Linked DNA regions of Mus musculus: regions 2 and 3 are each linked to region 1. Evidence: chromatin loops called from intact Hi-C (ENCODE). Cell type or tissue: heart. All regions are shown on one strand.

The links. A loop is a pair of places that touch in the nucleus more often than their neighbours do. Peaks named below come from ENCODE experiments on the same cell type or tissue, not always from the same donor. Only the 100,000 strongest peaks of a DNase experiment are listed, where the experiment ranks them.
Region 2: it touches region 1 in a loop (7-fold over the local background); 29 of 42 quality-filtered maps call a loop at or near these places.
Region 3: a loop joins it to region 1, with 1.9 times the contacts of the local background. A loop is called at or near these places in 2 of 42 quality-filtered maps.

The regions. Positions count from the first base shown.
Region 1 is chr15:73,307,111-73,315,110 of GRCm38, reverse strand. Ptk2 (PTK2 protein tyrosine kinase 2) reads left to right here. Exons shown (of 35, transcript NM_001358046.1): 8 at 5,242-5,296. It overlaps Gm41344 (a long non-coding RNA gene), which reads right to left and starts at 4,011. Exons shown (of 2, transcript XR_875404.2): 1 at 1-4,011. In heart, a CTCF peak has its summit at 3,964 (motif pointing left); no DNase peak of the experiment used is centred here.
Region 2 is chr15:73,468,256-73,476,255 of GRCm38, reverse strand. No RefSeq gene overlaps it. Among named protein-coding and RNA genes, the nearest start is that of Dennd3, 40 kb to the left of the region's middle. In heart, CTCF peaks have their summits at 486 and 3,298 (motif pointing right); DNase peaks (open chromatin) are centred at 3,265, 4,925 and 6,035; H3K27ac peaks cover 2,476 bases.
Region 3 is chr15:73,383,425-73,391,424 of GRCm38, reverse strand. The region is part of intron 2 of Ptk2 (PTK2 protein tyrosine kinase 2); the gene reads left to right. Among named protein-coding and RNA genes, the nearest start is that of Ptk2, 36 kb to the left of the region's middle. In heart, a CTCF peak has its summit at 4,151; no DNase peak of the experiment used is centred here.

The sequences.
Region 1 (8,000 bases):
TTACGTGTTGTTTTATTTCCCCCTTTTTTCTTTTGCATAATTGTCTTATGCTTTGTACTTGATACTAATCTTGTCATACAGGGTTGTCTTAAGTCTTCTGCTACTCTTGACTCCCACTTAATCTTAGATGAGGTGACTTGGGTTACACAGGCTGCATTTCTGAAAATTGCAGTGATTACTTCTGAGGAGATCCAAGGAATGTTACCACTTCTGCCTCCCTTAGTTCCCAGTTCACTGTCCAAATGTTAGGTTTTTTCATCTCTCAATATACACAGCTTCAACTATGAATTTCACTAGAAGTTCCCATAGAACTGAGTGTAGACAGCCAGCCAGGGCATCCTGCAGACCTGCATGTTGTATTAACTTTATCAACCAAACCATCTTTGCAGTATCTCAATCTGTTTGGAGACATTACTGGTGTGTGTGTGCGTGTGCGCCTGCCTGCCTGCCTGCCTTCCTGCTCATCTGTGTTTCTTAGGGTTTCACTTGCCCAGAGTCCAGGCTGTCCTTGAACTTGGGATGCTTCAGTTTCCAAGAAGTCCGAATTATAGATATTTACCATCATTCCTGTCTTCTGTTTTCATGAAGTAGGTTGCTTATAAGAATGTTAATTTGTTTGTTGGTTTTGACTTTTTGAGCTAGTCTCAAGCTGACATTGAACTTGGAGTACATCCCAGAATGACACTGAACTACAGCTCCCTTCCATCCATCTCCCAGATGCTGGGGTTACAAGCCCATTGTATCCAACCTATATATTTTATGTATAGTTTTTGGTGGCAAAATTCTTTTTGTCATCTTGGAATCTTTTTTAATTTCCTCATTTCTTGAAAAGTAGATTTATTCTGTTTATATTTCTAGATTAGTAGTTAATTTTCTCAGTGCTTCACAGATATTTACAGACACCTTGCTTAGTTCTTATCTTCTATCATGCATACTGCAGAGCCAGGTCTGTGCCCTAGGAGCAGTGTTAGCTAAGGTGATACTTGTGGTTCCTATCTGCCATGCCTGGCTTGCACAGTACCCAGTAAGCCTCCCTCCCATTCAAGGGCCGGTGGGTAGCTTGGAGCCATTTACAATTTGTATACTTTTCAGTACAGAAAAAATGTTCACATTCAGAATGTTACCTGTTTATTAACAGCTTCAAGAGCCTCTCTTTGTTTTTCCTTCTATGAGGAAAAAAAAAATCATTAAGTAGTCCATATACTTTTAGTAGTCTAGTAGTCAGATCCTACTAGAAGAAAACTCAAGTGTGATAACTTACAGAATACCTTTCAATTTTACCACATTTCACAAGAAAGATTTTGATCATGTTTAAAATAATAAAATGAATATCTAACTATATAGGCCCACACTATTTGGATACCTTTGTTTGTTTGCTTTTCTTTTTTCTTCCCATAAACTAAAGATTTTTATTACTTTCCCTTTTGTCATTCTAAGCTTGACAGACCTAGGGTGCCTTTTCTTTTTTCCTTTTTTCAGAGGAGTGGTTGGTTTTTCAAAACAAGGTTTCTTTGTGTTACTCTGACTGTCCCTTAACTAGCTCTGTATATTAGACTGGCCTTGAACCCCAGAGTTCTGCCTGCCTCTGCCTCTCCAGTGCTGGGATCCAAGTTATGCACCACCACTGCCTGGCTTCTGTCAGTGAGGGTGCAGCCTCACCTACTCCTTCACATTCCTGATGGACAGACTTAATAGAAGTTAGATGAGACTTCCGTGTAAATCTGAAAATGAGGCCAAGAGGCTGCCACAGGGGGCCACAGGTTTAGATAAGAGTCACACTCCAAGCGGTAGGGTAATGCACTGTTAAAATTCTGACTTTGATGTGGTGTTACTGAGGGTAGAATCCTACCACCTGGGCCTTAACTTCTCACTTTGCTGATTTTGAGGGGAGGGAGGATGTAACCAGTCAGGATAATGACAAACACCTGGGTAAGGAGTTACTTACAGGAGGAACATGGCCAACTTCCCAGTGGCTGCACCACTGAGGAGAATCTCTCTCTCCCTCTGTAGCATATTAGTTTACATGGACATAGGATTCTTCACTTACACACTTAGCTCCTCTTCAATATGTAAGTTGGGTATAGTCTAATCAGAAGTCACAAAGGCCCGTGTGCTTTGGTTTGTGGACATGAACATACACATGCAGAATGAGGTCTCAGACTTCATAGCACCACAGATTCTGAAGCACTGGAGAAACAATGCAGCTGGAGAGGAGTCCTCCTGCCTATACTGCTTTTCTGTCTCTTCCATTCTGGATACCCATATGGTGTCAGTGAGGAAGGGAAGGCATGTACAACTTTCCAAGCAAGAGCATACTGAAAGACAGGACAACCAATACAGTGGTGAAAAGGCTCCAAGATTGACAGAGGCAAAGGGAAAATAGAAACATTTTAATCTGAGTAAACAGACATTAAGAAAGTTCTGCAGGAAGGCTCACTGGCTGTAGATCCCAAATGCTAAATTGGTTGGCTTGAAGCATTGTTAGGTTTTAGAACTTTTCATATTATCACAGGTTAGTTGTTTGAGAATGTTACATGAGGAATTATAGACCAGGCACACAGCTATCTTTCCAGCTCTTGGAAGGCCTAGGAAGAAGGATCATGAATGTGACACTAGCCTTAGCCACATAATCAGTGTCTTTACAAACAAGCAGACAAACAAACCAAGAAACCTTTTAAAAGACCAAAAACCAAAATGAAGGCATCTGTCAGGAGAAAACAGATGAGCACAAGTTCCCTATACCTTAAGTCAAAATCATCTGAACATAGAGTGCATGTCACAGGAACCCTTTTTGCAACGTGGGATTGCTTTCAGGAAAAGGCTCTGAGGTAAAGACAGTTATGTGGGCTCTGTCTTGATGCTGTGTCAGTGCTGTGGGCCAGCTCTCCACATCCCTCTGTGCCTGTTGCCCTATTTGAGGAACTCTGGAGCTTATGTGGTTGTCCCCATGGTAATTGTTTTCATTCCCAGTGTTATTGTTACCATCTCTGTCCTTATTGAGGGACCTTCAGGTGCACTGGGCAGGAAGGGTACTGAATGTTAGGTAGTCACCAACACAGCTGTGTGCCTTGGCACTCTGTGCTGAGGATGGTGGAAACATTCTGGGTCTGGTCTGCCCTATCCAGTCAGTAGGTATTTTCCACATGTGAGACTCTTGAACACTGGACACAGAGCTGCTAAAGCCAGGAACAGCACTTTTAATTTAGCTAATTTACATATAGCCATTTGCTACAGTGTTGAGCAATCCTGCTCTAACCTAATATTATTGACCTGTTATTATGTGTATGTCCTCCATAGTAACACTGAAGTAAGGAAGGAGCCTAATAGCGTATGCCTGACCTGGGGGACTGCAGTTTGGCAGTGTTCTCAAATTCTCCTTTGAGTTTGGTTTGTGTTTATTTTGTTGCTGTGGTTTTGTTTTTAATCAGATGGATTTAAATGCATTCAGGATATACCTTTTGGTATCTACTAATATAGTAGAGTTTCACTAAAAGCTATGGTTCTGTTTATTTATGTATGTTTATTTACATATGGGACAATTAAATAGGGTTTGGGCATGAGACATGAAGTGAAATTACTGTAGAGCAGTTCCTTGGCAGGTAAAACCAGAAAACAGCAGGCCAGAGCCAAGAAAGTGACTTTTGGATGTGGTAAATTGGTTTAACAAGGAGTCAATTGATTCGGGTGCTGCTGCTCAGATTATAGGTTAATGAATTTAATTGGATGGGAGGTCAACCATACAAACCCCGTGATTTCTGTGGTTTTGACTATAAAGTGATTGTGAAACAACTCCTTTTTGTTGATACTTCATATTTACTTAGCTTCCCCCCTTGTACCTCTGCAGAAAGACACCCGTACAGTACCTGACATTAAATTTTGTCCTTGGTCCTTTTCTGTATTTTCATGATTTCCTGATCTCATGTCTTCTCATGTACATTTCATCTTCCTGGAAAACAGTGCCATCTAGTGGACAGACTGCTAGTTCAGCACACAAAAGTGGTACATTTCAAACAAGCCTAACCTGTTTTTTTTTTTTTTTTTTTTCAATGTGTTTCTTGTTCTGAGGTTTTTAATAATAGCAGGCCCCAGTTTATAGCCCAACTTGTCAAAATTGTTGGGATTTCTCACATTTCTACACATTTAGTTTTTGAACCAGGACTAATCACTTGACTTATTATTCCTTTTCCCATTTTGTGATGTTGAGAAGAAGAAAAGTGATTAGGGATGAGTTAATAAATTTTAAAGTCAAGGAAAGGTGGACTTTGGTAATGCACATCTTTAATTTCAGTACTTGGGCAGCAGAGGCAGGCAAATCTCTTGAATTCAAGGTCAGCCTGGTGTACAGAATGAGTTCCAGGGCAGCCAGGACTACACAGAGAAACCCCTCCCCCAAAAGAAAATCAGGGAGAACAGCAATCACCACTTCAGATACGTTTGAAAGGTTTACTGTTTACTGCTTTAGAGCTGGTGTGAACCTGGGGGAGCCAGCCCTAAAGATGAGGTGAACTCCAGTCTGAAGCAACAGCCAACTTTATTTAGAACATCTAACAACTTATACTGTGAGGGTTAGGAGTCACATGAGCAAAGTGTCCAGTCACAAGGGTAAGCTGCATGTGGTAGACAAATCACATGGAAAAAACAGGGTTTCCCATAGTGGCATGTAAACAAACAGCAATTACCAGTTGTAATAAATAATCTAAAGTAAACTCCTATCTGCTACATTTGGGAGGGACACAAAAGCATTTTCCAAAAACAGTTTTGTGTTTTTGAAGAAACTGAGACTCTTGTCTTACTTTTTTACAAGTACTCAGAATTCCCGTCACAGAGTTCCATTCTTGGACTGTGTTCCAGCAGTTTATTATTAATTAGGCAGTTGAGGAACTCGTGTGCATAAGGATCACCTCTACGCCACACCTGAGAAAGAACAGTTTCATTACACGGCCATTTGCAGTAAGGCAAATGGGACTTTTTCAAAAAGGACTTCAACAGTAGAGGGGAAACAACCAAAGATTTCTATTGAAATGGATTGTAATCGTGTTTTTGTGCATAGCTACAAAGTAATTTATCTTCTTCCATGAGTTTGCTGACTGGTTGGAGCTTGATTATAATTGGTTCTTTCATGAACAAACAGAAGAATAAACTACTTTTGCATTCTTTCAAGTATGTTATTACTGATTGATGCTGTTATTTGTTTTTTTTTTTATGCTGTTATTTGCTAATATGCTTCTTTCTATATTTCAGAAAAGATGTTGGTTTAAAGCGATTTTTTCCTAAGAGTTTACTGGATTCTGTCAAGGTAACTAGAGTCTACTTTATCATAATCTAATATAAAGCTCTGCATGTATACCTTACCTACTGAAAACTTGCCTTTAATAAAGTGAAATGGTGCATTTCTCCCTTACATGATAAAGCTGCAATGGCACAGCTGACTGTGTAAGATAGGAGTCTGTTAACTTCAGGCAAGTACATTTTCGCAGGTTCAGCCTTTCTCCATAGAACCTTGGCTTTACTTGATGGTTGTAATAAACACCTAAGTGCAAAACTAGAAATAGTTCATGCTGCAGCCCTGTCACCAAGGTTTGTCAAGTTTTGAATATTTTGATATACAAAAGAAAAGGAATACTGCATTAAAGAATCATAGTGAATCATGTGCAGTGTGTGCATTTGTGCATTGCTGCATCCCCACATGCATGTATGTCTCTGTTGTGTGTGTGCATTTACCATTGCTGGGGCCCCTGTGTATCACTGTGTTCCATGTCTGTCTGTGCATTTATACACCACTGGATCCTCTGTTTGTGTGTCTTATGTGTGTGTGTACACCACTAGGTCTAACGTGTGTGTGTGTGTGTGTGTGTGTTTATGTGTGTAAGTGCTGCATTTGTGTGTCTGTCACTGTTTCCTTTGTGCATGTTTGCATTGCTGAACTCTACATATGCACAGTATAATGGTCAATCTCTTACTTCCGTGTGGTTTCTTGGTGGCAACTTTGGAATCCTACTCCAGCAGTGTTATCATTGGAGACAGAGCAGCTCTGAATGTTGTTTCCTATCCAATCCAGAGCACACCTCCAAACACCAGGTTATGGAGGGAGAACATAGGATTTGGTCCAAGAAGGGTTCCATTTGCCAGCCTCACAGTATGGGGCATAGTCTCTTATTTCTGCAACAAAGAGTCTTCTGTAGGGATGGTGTTTGACAGATAAATATGTATATTTCAATTCAATACCTGTCTGGTAGCTCAGGAATAGGAGGACTGTAGAGGCATGGAAACAGGGTAAGCCACAGTGTTTACAGCTTAACATTGCTCTAGCTAGCATTCATTTAGTGGCTGTGTTTTATGTATCAGTGATTCTCAAATGACGATGCCTTTGGTGACTTTTGAAAACTGCTGTCTCCTCAGATTTTCATGTGTAAAAAACGTCACAAGTATGACTGCCATCTTTAGAGTCTAAGATGCTGTTTTATATTTAGAAATCATTTATAATCATTATATTGAAAATAGTGACTTGAGTACAGCCCATGGGTGAGTGCCTGTTTGAGGCAGATATTGATGGAAGCTCAGTGGAACCTGGTCATGTCCTGATTCTCCTGCTCTGGCCTCCCTGTTCTCTATGCCCATGCATGAATGGAAAACATCTCTCCAGTCTAGACCCTACTCAGTATCTAAAGGGCTTATTTTTCTTTCTGAATTTGTAATTTTATAGCTCCTGACTTGTTTGGGTTTTTTGTCTTCATATTTTTACACAATAGGTTTGTCTAGCACTAGGTATATAGCATATTTGATAGTTCTTATTTGAATGGAAAATGAACAGCTACCTGACAAATAAATAGAGCTCGAGAAGAGTTCAGAGAGAGAGTTCAGTACTGTGGCTGCTGCACTGTTGAGGCTTTCCCAGCTCCGACCTTCCTGGCCTCTTGTCTGAGCTCCTCCCGACTGCTTTTCTATAGAATCTAGGCCTGGATCTGGCAGTGTGGTGAGGGCTCAGCCCTGTTTAGTAGAGTCAGATGTGATCTCTATGGCCAGTGCTCTCTGTGGGCTTAAGTGCTAAGGCAAGAGGCTTGCAGCTTTTACAGTAGGGAATAAGGAGAACCAGATAACAAGACAGATTGAAAGCCAAGAAACAGAGGCAGAAAGAGTGGTCAAAGGAGATATAAGGGGTACTGGTCATGCTTTAGTAGTTGTGGTGACTAAGGGTCTTAGGGATTTATAGGAAGCTGACTCAGAGAAGTTGTACTTTTATTCGGCTGGGCATTGGGATATAAGCAGAGCTAATTTTTAGTTACCATTCTCTATAGATGCACCAGTTTCAGTTATGAAGGTTTTGAGAACCATTTTCTTCTGTTTTTGTTTTTGTTTTTTTTTCAAGACAGGGTTTCTCTGTGTAGCCCTGGCTGACCTGGAACTCACTCTGTAGACCAGGCTGGCCTCGAACTCAGTAATCCACCTGCCTCTGCACCCCAAGTGCTGGGATTAAAGGTGTGCGCCACCACTGCCTGGCCGAGAACCATTTTCTTAAGTGCTCTCCAAAAAAATTTTTTTTTAATTTATTACTTAGTATATGTATGTAAGTACATATATGTGTTTTTTTTGTATGTTAGCTCATATACACAAATGCTTGTGCATTCTTGGACATGCCACAGAACATACATGAAAATCACAATACAATTTATGGGATTGGTTCTCCACTTTTACTATTGTGAGACCTGCCTGGGCATCAAATTATTGAATTGTTAGGCTTATTGATAACTTAGGGTTATTGTGATGAAACACTATGGACAAAGGCAACTTGGGAAGGAGTGAGTTTATTTAGCTAGTGTATCCTGACACAGTCCATTGAAGGAAGCCAAGGCAGCAACTCAACCTGTGAAGGAACCTGGACGCAGAGATCATGGAGAGATGCTTACTTGCTTGCTTCTCATTGTTTGCTCAGCATGCTTTCTTATAGAATCTTGGACCACCAATCCAGGATGGTACCACCCAAATGGGCTAGGTCTTCCTAT
Region 2 (8,000 bases), 160 kb before region 1:
GCAGTGAGGTTTCTTATCTCATACAATGAATTTACTCAAAAAAAAAAGTCTCATTAAAACGAGAAAGGAACAGGCTGGCGAGATGGCTCAGTGGGTAAGAGCACTGACTGCTCTTCTGGAGGTCCTGAGTTCAAATCCCAGCAACCACATGGTGGCTCACAATCATCTGTATTGAGATCTGACGCCCTCTTCTGCTGCGTCTGAAGACAGCTACAGTTTACTTGCATATAACAATAAATAAATCTTTGGGCAAGAGTGAGCAGAGCCGGAGCTCTATTCCCAGCAACCACTCACAATCATCTGCACAGCTACAGTACACTGTACTCATATACATAACATAAATAAAAAATAAAAACTGAGAAAGGAGCTGCAGAGAAGGCTTTCATGGGCTGGAGAGATGACTCAGAGGTTAAGAGCACTGACTGGTTTTCCAGAGGTCTCGAGTTCAGTTCCCAGCAATGAGATCTGGTGCCCTCTTCTAGTATGTCTGAAGACAGCAACAGAGAAGGCCATAGTTGCTTCCAGAGGCTAGAGAGATGGCTCAGTGGTTAAGAGTAGGTACTATTCTTACAGAGGACCCAGATTCAGTTCCCAGCATCCATGTTGGCAAGTCACAGCATCTTGTAACTCCAGCCCCAAGGGATCTGATGCCCCATTATCTGCACATACCTACCCACACACTTAAAGACTGAAAATGTTGTTTTTCAATTGAGAGAGCTAGGCTCAGAGAGTAAGAATGCTTGCTAGCCAAACAAGAGGAGCTGAGTTCAAATCCCCATCACCACGTAAAATCTAGACACGGCCATATCCACTGTTATGGGGTGGAGACAAGTGAATCCTGGAACCTCCTAACCAGCCAGTCTGGGGGAAAAAATGAGGTCCATATTCAATAAGAGACCACATGTCAAAAAATAAAGGAGAAAGGATGGAGGAGATGGCTCTACAGGCACTGGGCACCCTGCATGGTGTACAGACATACACACAGGCAAAACACCCATGCACATAAAACAAATGAATAAAAAAAATGTTTAAGATGGGCGTGGTGGCACACACCTTTAATCCCAGCACTCAGTAGGCAGAGGCAGGTGGATTTCTGAGTTCGAGGCTAGCCTGGTCTACAAAGTGAGTTTCAGGACAGCCAGGGCTATACAGAGAAACCCTGTCTCAAAAAAAAAAAAAAAAAAAAAAAAAAAAAACCAAAACAAAAAAAAAAACAAAAAATAAAATAAAAAAATAAAAACATATGTAAGGTGGAGAACAAGACCACGACACCCTCTTCTGGCCTCTATAACAGGAACACCAGCACTCGCTGCTTCCTGTCATTGCCGATGCCATAGGACAGACAGGGGAACAGAATCTTTGTATTTTGAGAGCTGGCAATCTGAGGAGCCAGCAGAGTGACATCCTAAGAAGTATGTCCCACCCCTTTCCAGCTGGCAGATCATCCAGGCCACGGGCAACAAAGGAAGCCAGCTCAGCCCCACCCCTCCTATTAGGTGGTCAGCCACATTTCTGGGGCTCTCTCCTCATTCTCTTTGCATTCTTCCGTTATTTTGTAGATGTTGGGATTCAGGAACTTCTTGACATACCGAGCTGTAATTCTGGGGTACTTTTCTGTGCCTCCTTAGTGCCCACTCTGGGGCCCTGGGCTGGAAGGAGTTAACCCAGGACAGACAGACCATGGCCATCATTGAATGCTAAGCCAGAAATGCATGCATCTGCTCACTTCTTCCTACAGTGTGGAGAAGGAATGGCTTTATAATGTGAAAGTGTCTGTCTGTTTCTCCTTTCCCCCATCACCTCTAGACAAGAGAGGGAGCCCGGCAGTGGTGGCGGGTGCCTTTAATCCCAGCACTTGGGAGGCAGAGGCAGGCGGATTTCTTAGTTCGAGGCCAGCCTGGTCTACAAAGTGAGTTCCAGGACAGCCAGGGCTATACAGAGAAGCCCTATCTCAAAAAAACCACGAGAGACAGAGAGAGACAGAGATACAAAGAGAGAGAACTCTGCTGTTCTCAGTGAGGTTTCAGAGGGAGCACGTTGCTGTTCTCAGGTTCGCAATGCATGATTCACCATTCCCAGGTGTGACAGTTTGAATGAAATGTCCCCTGCAGTCTCTGGCGCGTGAACACTTGTTTGAGGAGTCTTAGGAGTTGTGGCCTTGTTGGAGGAAGTGTGCCACTGAAAGTGGGCTTTGAGAATTTAAAGATGCAAGCATTGCTAGCTGAGTCTCTCTGCTTTCTGCTTGCAGTTTAAGAAGCGAGCCCGCAGCTTCTTGCTCCTGCCGCCGTGCCTGCCTGTTGCCACGCTCCCTCACTGTGCTGGTGATGGTGACGGTCTCCTCTCCCTCTGGAACCTTAAGCACAAGTAAATCCCTTCTTTCTTTAAGTCATCTTGGTGATGGTGCTTTATCACAGCAATAGAAACGTCACTAATTCACCGGGACGCAAGCACGCCTAGCCTGCTCCCTATAAAGAACTGCACTGTGGTCTTGCTAAAGGCTCAACAAAGCCTGATGCCCTGAGTTCAGACCTTACATGGGGAAAGGACAGAGCTGAGTCATGCAAGTGAATGAACTGGGTAATTCATTCACTAACTAATTAAGTGGCAATTTAAAAAGATGCGCTTGTCTTCTGACCTGAAGTGAAATGTGTCAGGTGATCTCCTTGAAGGACTTTAGAAGAGGTTTTATTCTTAGCCTGAACATGGTGGTTGGTTACTTTGTAGCATTGGGGAGTGGATCTAGGGCTTTGTGCTTGCTAGGCAAGAAGTCTTTTTTACTTTTTATTTTGGTCTCACTAAGATGTGCACCATCATTCTGGCCCAGCTGGGGTTTTGAAGGATGGTTAAGAGTTTGACCACCTGGTCTCCGTGTCTGGGTTCCTTACCCTAACCATGTATCTCCATTTGTCACATGTATGTTAAGCAACTTCTGCAGGTACTTGGTTGTCAGAATGTAGCCCCTGTGGGTAGCATACCTCATTCGTCTCTGTCTATCTCACTTCTAGTTCCTGGTGGTCCTGACCCAGTCTCAGCCTGAGTTTATGCTCCATACAGGTTTGTGAGTCAGGGTTTTTCTAAGTGTTGGTGGGACTTTGGATGAAGGCTGTCAGGAGAGCAGAGGAGACAGTGGGGTCCATTGTGTGCTCTCTCCCCGGACACCCCCCCGCCCACCCCGTGTGTGTGTGTGTGTGTGTGTGTGTGTGTGTGTGTCCCGCCAAGAGGCAAGCCCTTTGTGTCCTGGCCTCCAGCCTTCCACCTTCTCCCTGGCAGTGACAGCAGTTGCCAGCAGGGGGCACCATGTGGCTGCCTGGGAAAACAAAGGCCGAGTGCCTCACCACAGAGTCCCAGGAAGTGGCTGGACAAGGTTTGGGAGCTGAGCCCTGAGCGGACCAGTCCCCAGGGACAGTACAAGACAAGAGCAGCTATGATCTTGAGAGTCACCGTCTAGGAGCCACCTCCCAGGGTCATAGGCAGTGCTACCCATGCTCTGGGGACTCTGGCTGCCATACCTGCTCCAGGGGGCTCAGGCCATTGAGGAGATGTCCGGAAAATGACTCCTCAGTTAGGCCTCTGTTGGTGAGCAAACGGCAACAGGGCAATGCAGAGAAGGGTCCTGAAGTACTCCAAAGGTGGTCACAAAGCAGGCCTGAGAGGAACTGGGAACTCGTCAGAGGTCACCCTGGAACCCAGCTCTCTCTGTGCACTCTTCTCATTGGACCATTCTAGTGAGGATGAAGTCAGACAAAGTCCAAGGATTGCTTGGGGGCGACACAGATGAAGCTAGACCAAATGCCCCACCCCTACCCCCAACACCCACCCGAGGAACTATATCAGGCAACTGGGACCAGAAAACACCCCTTCTATTCCACCTTGAAAGTTTCTCTAGAGTATGACACCTGTGCAGAGATGTGGCCTGCATCTCTATGCAGGGCATAGGAGTCCTTCTACTCTATGCTACCCAGTGGTCCTGCACGGGGCATTCCAGGGCTTCTAAACAGTCAGTGACCATTCCAGTCCTGGCTCTGTTAAAGGCGACCATGAGTTCTTGGCATTCTTTATGGAAAGGTGCTCCAGAACAAAAGACTAGGGCTGGAGAGATGGCTCAATGGTTAAGAGCACTGACTGTTCTTCTGGAGGTCCTGAGTTCAAATCCCAGCAACCACTTGGTGGCTCACAACCATCTGTAATGAGATCTGATACCCTCTTCTGGCGTGTCTGAAAACAGCTACAGTGTACTTGCATATAGTAAATAAATAAATCTTTAAAAAAAAACAACAACAACAAAACCAAGATCAGAAGAGCGTGTGAGAATCCACAAGGTTCTTGTCCCTGGCCTGTGCTTGCAGAAGGGCAGGTCACTGTTTCTCACTGTTTCTCAGCCACCATGTGCAGACATCCAGCTACACACAGCTTCCTGGGCTGGGCTCCAGCCAGATTGGATCTGCCCCCTCCGATGCCACCAAGCCCAAGCTACCAACCACCCTTGCATTCTGCTCAACCTACAGATTCGAGGACTTTCACTTTTACTAGAAAACTTGTGGCCCATGTGTTCTTGGGGAGACTGTTTAACTCAGCAATGTGTCTCCTCATTTTAAAATGGGAGGGTATCCACCTGCAGAAACTTGCTGAGAGCTGCCACCAGCAACTACTCTTTTTTCTGGTCTTGCCTCCTGCAAGGCTGACTCCTACCCTATCCTGTGACTGGACCCCACGTCCTGGGCAATAGAGCAAGGAACATGGCGGTCGTGCACAAAGTCCCTTACTAGAGAGCAAGTACAGAGTTCCAAGTCTAGGTGGTTCCTGGCCTTGTTTCCTCAGGGACATGGTGATGCCAGTGAACTTATCTCCTTTCCAGAACCTGCTCCCGGCGTTTCAGGAAGTCCCACTTCCCTAGGGATGGCGAAAGTGCATTCCTATCCTACCCTGAAGGGCAAGGAGACAGCTCCAATTGTGCAGAGCCTGGAATGCTCTCTGGCTGCAAGCCTGCTCCGTGGAGTGGAGGACATCTTTCCCTACTCCCATGACCTGCTGACTTGGGCAATCATCCTGTCCAGTCTGACCTGGACTGTCCAGCCACTTCCTCACTGTAGGGAGAGTGTAAGATTTTAAAGTCCAGACCTTGGGACTGAAGAGAACCCTACAAGGTAACTTAAAGAACTTCTACCGGATCCCTGACTTGTCAGACGTGACAGACACATGGCTTTGTCCCACCCATGATCTCCCAAAATGAGCCATGTGGAGCAGGAGCACACACAAACTGGGCTGGAACGGGATGTTCAGCCCAGACTACACACCATGCAACACACACACACACACACACACACACACACACACACACACCAATCAGCCCACCCTATGCAACCAACCTCCTGTGCCCCCAGGCTGGCCTAAGAGCACAGGGCTGCAGGCTCCAGGAGAGGCTGCTGCTAGTATTGAGCAAAGTGGCTAGGGCACAGATGAAGTCACAGCAGGGGTGGGTGGCTTCTGGGAGTGACTTCAGGAAGCTGGTTGAAAGGATGGAATCAATTTTTCTTTCAAGGTGGAAAAAAAAAAAAAGTGCCAGGAAGGCAGGCAAGGCAGGAAGAAGCCAGACAAAGAAATGCAGCCGGTACTTTGTAATCAAACCGCAAACAACCTGCAAGAGAAGCCCCACCCCAATCCAGCAAGACCCTCACCAAGGTCAGAGACCAGGAAAGTGAGGAGGGGCGGTGGGTGAATACCCGCCTATATTAGGTCACATTCTCTTGCAGGACCAGGGATCCCTATCTGGACCTGAGAGCCTGAGTCCTTTATGATGAGAACAGGGACACAGAGAGAGTGGGTGAAGGCTTGCCCCCAACATGACCCAGACCTTTCCAGTCCTTGACCTACCATAAGTCTGCCTTTGCATCCTTCTCTCCACAAATGTTGGAAGGGACCAGGCCCTTGCTCTTCTTCTTGGCTGCTTTCCAAATTGTGTCTGTCACCGTCGCAGCGGGGAAACAGATGGCATGTGTAAATGAGACTCTGGAAGGACTTTGGCGAAGGGACTGTTGGCAGGACTGAGTGTCAACTGAGGAGGCAGCACCCCAGGAAGAGAGGCCACCCAGGGTCGCCTAGGCAGATCACAGGGAGTCTAGTGCTTGGTTTTCCTTTAAGGGATCGCGGCTTCTGCATTCACTCAACAGCCTCTCCAGAAGTTGGAAGCTTGGGAATAAGTCCAGGCTTGGGGGGAAGAAGGCAGGCAGGTCAAGTGTGTGGACAGCTCCTAGCCTGGGGTTTAATGAAGCCTGGAGTTCAGCAAAATCAGTCTCCACCCAGCGAGGGCGTGTGCACAGAAGGTGTTTAATGGCATGGATAGAATACAGGAGCAGGGGGCTGGTGAGATGGCTCAACAGTTAAGAGCACCGACTGCTCTCCCGAAGGTCCTGAGTTCAAATCCCAGCAACCACATGGTGAGGTCTGATGCCCTCTTCTAGAGTGTGTCTGAACACAGCTACAGTGTACTTAGATATAATAAATAAGTCTTTTTAAAAAATACATGAACGTGTTCTCTCACTGAGAGAAGGAGAGGAGGAAAATAGCTCTTTGAGGTGCACTGTCCACCCACCATCACAATGACACTGTAGCCTTCATTCCAGGCAGGCTGCAGCAAGAGGAAATGATTGGGTTAGACCAGGTCCTAAGGGTAGGGCCCTGATCCCAGAGGATGTGTATCCTTCTGAGAAGAGATGACAGCGTTCAGCCTCTCTACCATGTGAGGACACAGCGACAAGACCTTGAGGCAGGAAGCAGGTCTCACCAGCAACCAAACCAGTAGGACCTTGGCCTCGGACTTACAGTCCCCAGAATTGTGAAGAACAGATGTTTGTCATTTAAGCCATTCGGCCTGAGTACATTATCGTGGCAGCTGGAGCTAGTTCAGGGAAGGAAGAACCGGTCAAGGTGAGAATGGCCAAGAGAAACACTGGTGCCTGGGCTTTGTTTCTGTTGCAGTGATAAAGTATCCTGATAAAAAGCAACTTAGGGGAGAGGGGTTTATGTGACTTACACTTCCAGGCCTCTACCCATTATTGTGAGGGAGTCAAGGCAGGAACTTAAGGTGCCATATTCACAGTCAAGAGCAGAGAGAATAAACACACGTACACTTGCTCACTTGCTCTCACCTAGCTTTCTCCTCTTATACTGTTTAGGGTCCTTTGCTAGGGAATGGTGCTGCCCATAATGGGCTAGGTCTTCCTATACTTACTAAAGACCAAGACAGTCCTCCACAGACAAGCTTACCAGCCAACCTAATCCAGATAATTTGGGACTGGAGAGGTGGCTCGGTGGTTAAGAGCACTGGCTGCTTGCTCTTCCAGAGGACCCAGGTTTTGTCCTCACACCCACAAGGAGATTTAGAACTGTCTGTAAATTCAAGTTCCAGGAAATCTAGTGCCCTCTTCTAGCCTCCACCAGTGCCAGGAAAGTAGACAGTACGTAGGTAAAACACTCATACGCAACAACAAAAAAAGTAAGTAAATGTTTAACAGCCAAGAATAGTAGGGTATGCCCTTAATTGTTAGCACTCAGGAGGCAGAGGCAGGCAGCTATCAGTGAGTTCAGTCAGCCAAGGCTACAAAGTGAGACCGTGTCTCAAAAGGTAAAACAAACAAATGAAACAACCAATTAGTTCTGACTCCATGTTTCAACCACAGCCTGGGCCTGGATTTAGAGCTCCCTGGGTACCAGGCTGTGGGAGCTCTTGGGTAAAGGACAATGTCTAGCCAATGGGCACACTCACACGCGCGCGCGCGCACACACACACACACACACACACACACACACACACACACACACACCCCTTTGCCTCAAAGTCACACCTTGTGCCCTCGACTCTCTCCAGGACTCACCTAGACTCAGTCTGGCCACTCTGAGGTCACTGCCTTTGTAATGTCCCCTGAGTGACAAAATGAGCTCGTAGTAGCTTGATAGCGTCTGCAGGAATCATGTCTACGCGTGACCTTGGAACATGACCTTAT
Region 3 (8,000 bases), 76 kb before region 1:
CCAGTCTAATCCAGATCTTTGTCTTTTGGTGACTCTTCCTTATTATTACAGATGTACTTACTTGTTTTTCTGTTAGAAGTCTTTAGAGGAGTAGAACTCATTAGTCTACATTTTGATCATGAAGCCACTGAGGGCTTTGGAGATTGTGTTGATATTATGTAAGGATTTAAAAGTAACCTTTTTTTAAAAAAAAGATTTATTTATTTTATTTATGAGTACATTATAGCTGACTTCAGACACACCAGAAGAGGGTATCAGATCCTATTACAGATGGTTGTGAGCCACCATGTGGTTGCTGGGAATTGAACTCAGGAACTTTGGAAGAACCGCTGAGCCATCTCTCTAGCCCCAAAAGTAACTTTTATTAGCTAGATGTAATTGTTGTCTTGGAGGCTTAGGTTTAACTCAGCTGCTCTGGTCCAAACTCTTCTCTAAGATGACTGATTCAAACTGGCTTCTCTTGGCTTCTGACTGAATTGCTCTGTTTGGTCTCAAACTAACTGGCAATCTGTTCTAATCTGGTTCCTTTTCATTTTCTGGCTTGTTCTGTCTTCACCTGCAACCTGTCTCTGTAAAACTGTCCTTTCCCCCACTCCCTATTGCCTTTCTTTCTGGTCTGTTCTCTTTAAGTTGCCTCTCTTTTCTTGTGCTGTTCTTTTGAGTGTTGGGATTATCCTATCTCTGACTCATTCTATCAGATCTTTCTCTGATTAAGCACTTTGTCTGCCCTTCAATTCAATGTCACTTGTTGAAGTTAGTTCTCTCCTTTTCATGTAGGTCTTGAAGATTGAATTTAGGTTATCAGACTTGGGACAAGTGCCATTACCCAGTGAGCTTTATCTTAAGACACCCCAAACATTTGTTTTATCAAACATGGCTACTTCCTTTTACAAACTAACCTTGCTTACATTGTTTGGGATTAGAGGTGTGTACTAAGGACGCATCTGTATTCCAACCAGAGGTATTAAAGGTGTGTGGACTGTCTATATTCCAACTGGATTACACAGACCTAAGTCTTTGGATGTAATCCCTTGCCAGAGCAGCCATGTTGCTGGATTAAAATTCTTCTGCAGGTCTAAGTTCAGGATGCCAAGTTCATATTAAGTGCCAGCCATGGTTCTAATTGCTTTAAGTAGAGACATCAAAAAAAAAAAAAAAAAAAAAAAAAGCCAGGAGTGCCTTGAAGAGAGAAGTAAAGCAGCTGATAAGCTGTGAACCTAAGGAGTACCCCATGTTACGTATGTGAGGGGAGTACAGTGGAGGAAATCATGCTACAGTGTGTAGTTAGAGTTTAAGGTGTACATAGAACGGCTACAATAAGCCTTGCTGCTAAGTGAGTTGTGAGCCGGATGTGGCAGTGATGAACGTAGAACCTAAGTAGATCCACGGTTCTAAGAACGTTGTAGTTGAGTGAACAGCAGTGCAGACAGAATGTGCAGTGTTTGATGGAGCTGGTCATTCTTGTTGAAGTCTGACTCAGCTCATGACACACTACATCCACTGGGATGTTATGAAGGGAATCAGGTGTGTAGCAGAGATGACATGGGCTAGGGAACTAGGAATCAAAGAAGTGGACTTAGGATGTCATGACAGTAGGATTTGTTAGTAGTTTGTGTACAGGTAGGAGATAGGGGGTAGAGTTACATATGAGAGAGACTCATGATGTAGACGTAACCACTACTCAGATGTGTGTGAGGAAGATCAGGTTGAGGAAGCTGCTTTTCTCAGAATGAGTAGCTGACACATGTTAGAGCTGGTAGTGTGTATATGGATTCCAGCTGTCTTTGAGCACATCCTTTATACTATATCACTTTGCCACTAAAGTGGGCAATAGTTTGCTCCTAGCCTTTATTTCCCCAAAGATTTAAAAATAGAGAAAGAGGGGCTGGAGAGATGGCCTGGTAGTTAAGAGCACTGGCTATTCTTTCAGAGGACCCCTGAAGAAGGGGTCTTCTTAGTGGGGGAAAGTAATGGGAGCAAAAGCCTGGGATTGTAGAAATGACTTGTTAGGTTTCACTGAATTAAAAGTCTTGTCTGCTGGGACTTTTACTGGATTGTACATACTATACTGCCTTAATACAGACAGTACCTTGTGGATTTTAAACCAGATTACATGGGAATTAGGCTCACATTATTAAACTGGATGACAGATTTTTTTATTATAGTCCTAAGACTTAAACATAGAGCATATTAGACCACGTGTATCCAAAGGGTAAATTTAAAAGTGTGTTTCATATCTTGTTTCATGAGGAAATCTTTTAAGAATACTTGTCACAGAAGTAATGACTTTGGCCTTGGGGTATCCAAGCCAATTAATTCACTGGGTGTAGGAATCAGAGCTATAGTGCTGCCTCAGTCTTGATTTCCAGGAATTGGATGAATTCTAGGAGAAACTTAGGAAATTGCTTGCTAAAATGCTTTGGAGAGGGCAATTGGGGCATGGGAACATGTCTTTGAGGCATGCAAGAATACCTGTAGAACCCCAGGGAAAACCAGCTTTCAAGGATGAGATGGTGAAAAGCCAGAAGTTGATGAATTGCTTGTTTTTGAAAAGAAGCACTGCTTATATTGAAATGCTGAGACAGATAATTAGAAATAAGGCCTACACATAGTCTTCGCAATTGCAGACACCACAGTGCCTTTCGTGTGAATGCATATAATTCATGGATGGGTGGGGCTTGTATTGAGCTGGGTTTTAAGCTTCCCATTTACACCTAGGTATGTGGAGAACACACATTTCAGTCATGACATTGTGTTTCAAGAATTATGGCTAGAACATTATAGTCACAGCCATTATAGCTGCCATTTGTGTGTTAGGTGAATTATGAACCTTATTTCTTATGTATGTGCCATAGTATTCATGTGTTGGTGTAGTGTTCCTCACTTTCTACCTTGTTTAAATTGTTGTTTCTTCTGACTAGCAGGCTTTTGAGCTTCCTGGGATTCTTGTGTCTTTGCTTCTTGTCCTGAAAGGAGTGTTGGGAGTATAGATGCTTGTGCTACAAATCTGGGTTTAAAAAAAAAAAGATTGATTTTAAATTCTGTGGTGTGTGTACCTGTGGAATGCAGTTATCTGTGGAGGTCAGAGGCATTGGATTCCTTGCAGCTGTAGTTACAAGCTGTTTTGAGTCGCCTGATGTGGGGTAATGGGAACTGAACTTGAGTCTTCTGCAAGAGTTTATCTTCACCAAGTCACTCTCTTGGGTTTTTTGAGATAGTGTCTTCCTATGTCGTCCCGGCTGGCCTTAAACTCACTATGTAGACCATGCTGGCCTCAAATTCACAGAGATCCTTTTGCTTCTGATTCCCTTGTCATAGGATAAAGGTACATACCACCGAGCCATCTCTCTGGGCTGCACACTTGGCTTTGTAAAGGATGATAGTGAGTTCTGGGATTTGAACTCACTGTTTTTTGGAGAGTTTCTCTGTGTAACCCTGACTGTCCTGGAAACTGTCCTGTAAACAAGCTGGCCTTGAACTCATGCTGAGACTAAAGGTGTTTGCCATCACCATACTGCTGAACTCTCTATTTCTTTTCTTTTTCTCTTTTTCTTTTTCTTTTCTTTCCCTTTTGACAGGATTTCTCTGTATAGCCCTAGCTGTCCTGGAACTCACTCTGTAGACCAGGCTGGCCTCAAACTCAGAAATCCACCTGCCTCTGCCTCCCAAGTGCTGGGATCAAAGGCGTGCGCCACCACGCCTAGCCTGAATTCACACTCTTCATGTGCACACAAAGTGCTTCTCTCCAGCTTTTTTTTTTTTTTTTTTTTTTTAAGAATTATTTATTTTATGTATGTGAGTACATTGTAGCTGTCTTTAGACACTCCAGAAGAGGGCATTAGATTCCATTACAGATGGTTGTGAGCCACCATGTGGTTGCTGGGATTTGAACTCAGGACCTTCTCAAGAGCAGTCGGTGCTCTTAACCGCTGAGCCATCTCTCCAGCCCCTCTCCAGCTTTTAAAGTACTGATTTTATGTTTTCATTCATCGATGAGAAACCGAGTCTCAAGTTAAGAAATTTGCAGAGTTCCTTTCCCTACAGCAGTGCCAACTTCTATAATTCTTTTGATTAAAGCTTAATCTTGAGCATACTCAAATGAACAGGTGGTGGTCATGCATTTAACAGATAGGGGAATAGTGCCATCTACCGAGCTACTTCTTCTAATTTGCATTTCCTTTTTAAATGGATTGACTTGTTGAATACATTATCATTTCTATAATGTTTGCAAATAATATCCAGTTTCTTGTTTATACACACACGCTGAGAGTTTATCTTCACCAAATACTTGTAAATGTCAAACATGGTGATATACCCTGCACTCCCAGCATTCTGAGGATGTGATGGGCAGGAGTGACAGTTTGATTGGATTTATAGTCTTTGAGGAAATGTACCTCTGGGTGTGTCTGTGAGAATTTTTACAGCAAGGTCTAACTGAAGAGGGAGAACTCATCCTGAGTATGGATGACACTATCCCTCAGATTGGAGACCCAGAGCACGAAGGAGAAAGCAGTTGAGTCATGTTATTCATCCTTGCCTATATCTTTCCTCCTCCTCCTCTGCCTCCTCTGCCTCCTCTTCCTCCTCCTCTTCCTCCTCCTCTTCTTCTTCCTCTTCCTCCTTCTCTTCATCCTCCTCCTCTTTCTCTTCTTCCTCTTTATCTTCCTCCTCTTCCTCCTCCTCCTCTTTTAAAATTTATTTTTATTTTACGTGTACTGGTGCTTTGCCTGCATATATGTCTGTGTGAGGGTGTTAGATCCCCTGGAACTGGAGTTACAGACAGTTGTGAGCTACTATGTAGATGCTGAAAATTGAACCCAGGTTCTCTAGAAGAGCATCCAGTGATCTTAACTACTGAGCCATCTTTTCAGAATTTTTTTTTAAAGATTTATTTATTATTATATGTAAGTACACTGTATCTATCTTCAGGCACATCAGAAGAGGGTGTCTGGTCTCATGGATAGTTGTGAGCCACATGTGGTTGCTGGGATTTGAACTCAGGACCTTTGGGAGAGCAGTTAGTGCTCTTAATCACTGAGCCATCTCTCCAGCCCCCATAATTTTTGTTTTTTAAAAAAGGGTCTCACTATGTAGTCCTGGCAGGCCTGGAACTCCCTGTGTAGACCAGGCTGTCCTCTAACTCAAAGAGCTCCACCTGTCTCTGCTTCTTAAGCATTGGGATTAAAGTGTTCAATACACTTGGCAGTTGTCCGCATCTTGAGTATGGATTCATTGTGACCAGCTGCTTCATGCTCCTATGCCTGTGCCTTCCTTCTATGATGGACTGTACCCTTACTGTGAGCCATATTAGACCCTTTTTCCCTGAGTTGCTGCCTTTTTTTTAAAAAAGGTTTATTTATTTATTCTATGTAAGTACACTGTAGCTGTCTTCAGACACCCCAGAAGAGGGAGTCAGATCTCGTTACAGATGGTTGTGAGCCACCAAGTGGTTGCTGGGATTTGAACTCAGGACCTTCAGAAGAGCAGTTGGGTGCTCTTACCCGCTGAGCCATCTCACCAGCCCCCTGAGTTGCTGCCTTTTTAAAGAAATAATTTGCCCCTCCTTTTTCAGATTATGAATAATTGCATCATTTCTTCCTTTCCTTTCTTTCCTCTAAATCCTCCCATGTATCTTCCCTTGCTCTTTTTCAAATTTGTGGTCTCTTTAATTTTTGTTGTTTGTATATGTGTGTTCCTAAACACACAGTACAGTCTGTTTAATCTGCACAATGTTTCTTGTAGTTCTGTGTTACCAGGGCTCAGCTTTGGTATTCAACATAACCAGTTGATGTGCTTTTTTCTATTCTATATTCTCAGCATTTCTTAGTTGCCTTTTGAGTTGCTTCTTATAGGTGTCACAATAGTAGAAAAAAATGGTAAGTCACTCAGTTTCACAGTGAATTTAAGGCTGGCCTGGGTTATACATTCTTGTTCAAAGAACAAAACAAATGGCCACAGTGGGGAAGAGTTTCATTTCCTAGAAATGCAGGCTGCATTTCCTAAGATTCTTACTTTCAGGCTGAGAGAAAAGCAGGGATGTGTTCTAGTTTCCTTCTACTTGTTTTTTGCACATTCTACCATATTAGTTATTTGGAGCAAACAGAGTGTTGTACAGTGGCAAGGAGATGCTTTATTGTCAAATTCTATTTCTTTCTTTCTTTCTTTTTTATTTTTATTTTTTATTCTGTATATCCCTGTCTATCCTGGAACTCTGTAGACCAGGCTGGCCTCGAACTCATAGATCCCCCTACCCCTGTCTTCTGAGTGCTGGGTTAAAGGCATATACCACCACCTGGCTTGAACATTTTTTTTTTATTGATAAGCTATTAAAAACATGGTTGGGGGTAGTGAGGTGGTTCAGTAGATACAGGCACTTGTATCTAATGATCCCAGTTTGATCCCTAGAGCTATGTAAAGTTAGAGGGAGGAAAGAACTGCACAAGGTTGTTCTAACCTCCACAAGCTGGTGTGTACACACACGCACAGGATGGTAATAAACAAATAAAAAGTTTTAAATGTAGAACAATTAAAAATCAATTAAAGATGGTGAAAATGGATATATCATCCATTTTGTATGTGTGACAACAATACAGAAAAGGGTATTTCACATTAGTAGCTATCAGAAAAGGCAGATTATAACTTCAGTGAGGCCTGGCTATGTTAGAACTAAACAGGGTGATACTGTCAAGTGACAAATGTGTGGAACAAATGAAACTCTGCTTTACTGTGAGAGACAATTTGATTTGGAAAATGTTTTTTTTTTTTTTTAACAAGTTGGACATAATAATTGTTATATGATTTAGCAGCCCTCTTCCTGGGTGTTTTCCCCAAGGAAGATGAAAACACAGGCTCACACAGAACTCTCCATTGGAGGATTTGTAGCAGCTTGGTTCCTAGTGAGTGGGAACAGTTCAGATGCCCATTCCTTGGAAAATGAGCAGATTTAGTACAGCCCTACAGTGAAACCAACTTAGATACACCAAGTAGTTAACTGATAATGGCAGACAACAGAAGGGATAAATCTACAAATCAAGGAATACCACCGAGTGATGGTGATTCTGTTTAAGACTGATCCCTGGTGCTGGAGAGATGGCTCAACAGTAAGAGTGCTGGCTGCTCTTCCAGAGGTCCTGAGTTCAATTTCCAGCAACCACATAGTGGCTCACAACCATCTGCAGTAGAATCTGATTATGCAGACAGACTACTCATACGCATAAATTATGTAAATAAATATAATAAAAACCCCCCAAAACCTGAACCGTAAGAGCAGATCTGTGGCTGCCTGCTACTGAGGAGAACCTGTAAAAAATGTAGTGAGGGCAATACTTGGGCTTGGGGAGAAGCCTGTGTCTTCAGTGTGTTGCTCTGTAGCACTGGTGTTTGTCAGAAATCATGGAGCTAATTCTACCCAAGAAGCAAGGTTTAAAAAAAGAGAACAATGGCTGGGTGTGGTAGTAGTATACATTATAATCCTAGTATCTGCCACCAAGTCTGACAACCTTGAATTTGATCCCCTAGGTTCACATGGTAGAAGAGAACAAGTTGTCTTCTGATCTCTACACTGACATTACCACGCTCACCTCTACACAATTACCTACCCACACTCACAAACATGAAAAACAAAGAAATAAATGTTTGCTCAGATTTTTAAAAAAATAGGTTAGCTAACTATCAATCAGCAAGCCCCTTCACTCAGCTCCTGAGGTGGCTTGTGTTCTGGAAGTGTGAGTCAGATCACTCCTTTCTCGCTTATCACAGTGTTTCATCACAGCAACAGAAGGCCATTAAACAAAAATCAACAAAAGAAAATGCAAAAGGGAGAATGTTACTTATTACAAATAAGTCAGGTGTTCTGTGATAATGACATGTGAACAAAGTATTTTGATGCAGTTATATGGTGATCTATAGTAGGTACTTGCTGATAGCCTGTTGGACAGTTGGTATTTGGGAACAGAATGTGATGACAGGTTGATCCTACTTTACATGGTTCATTGTAGAAT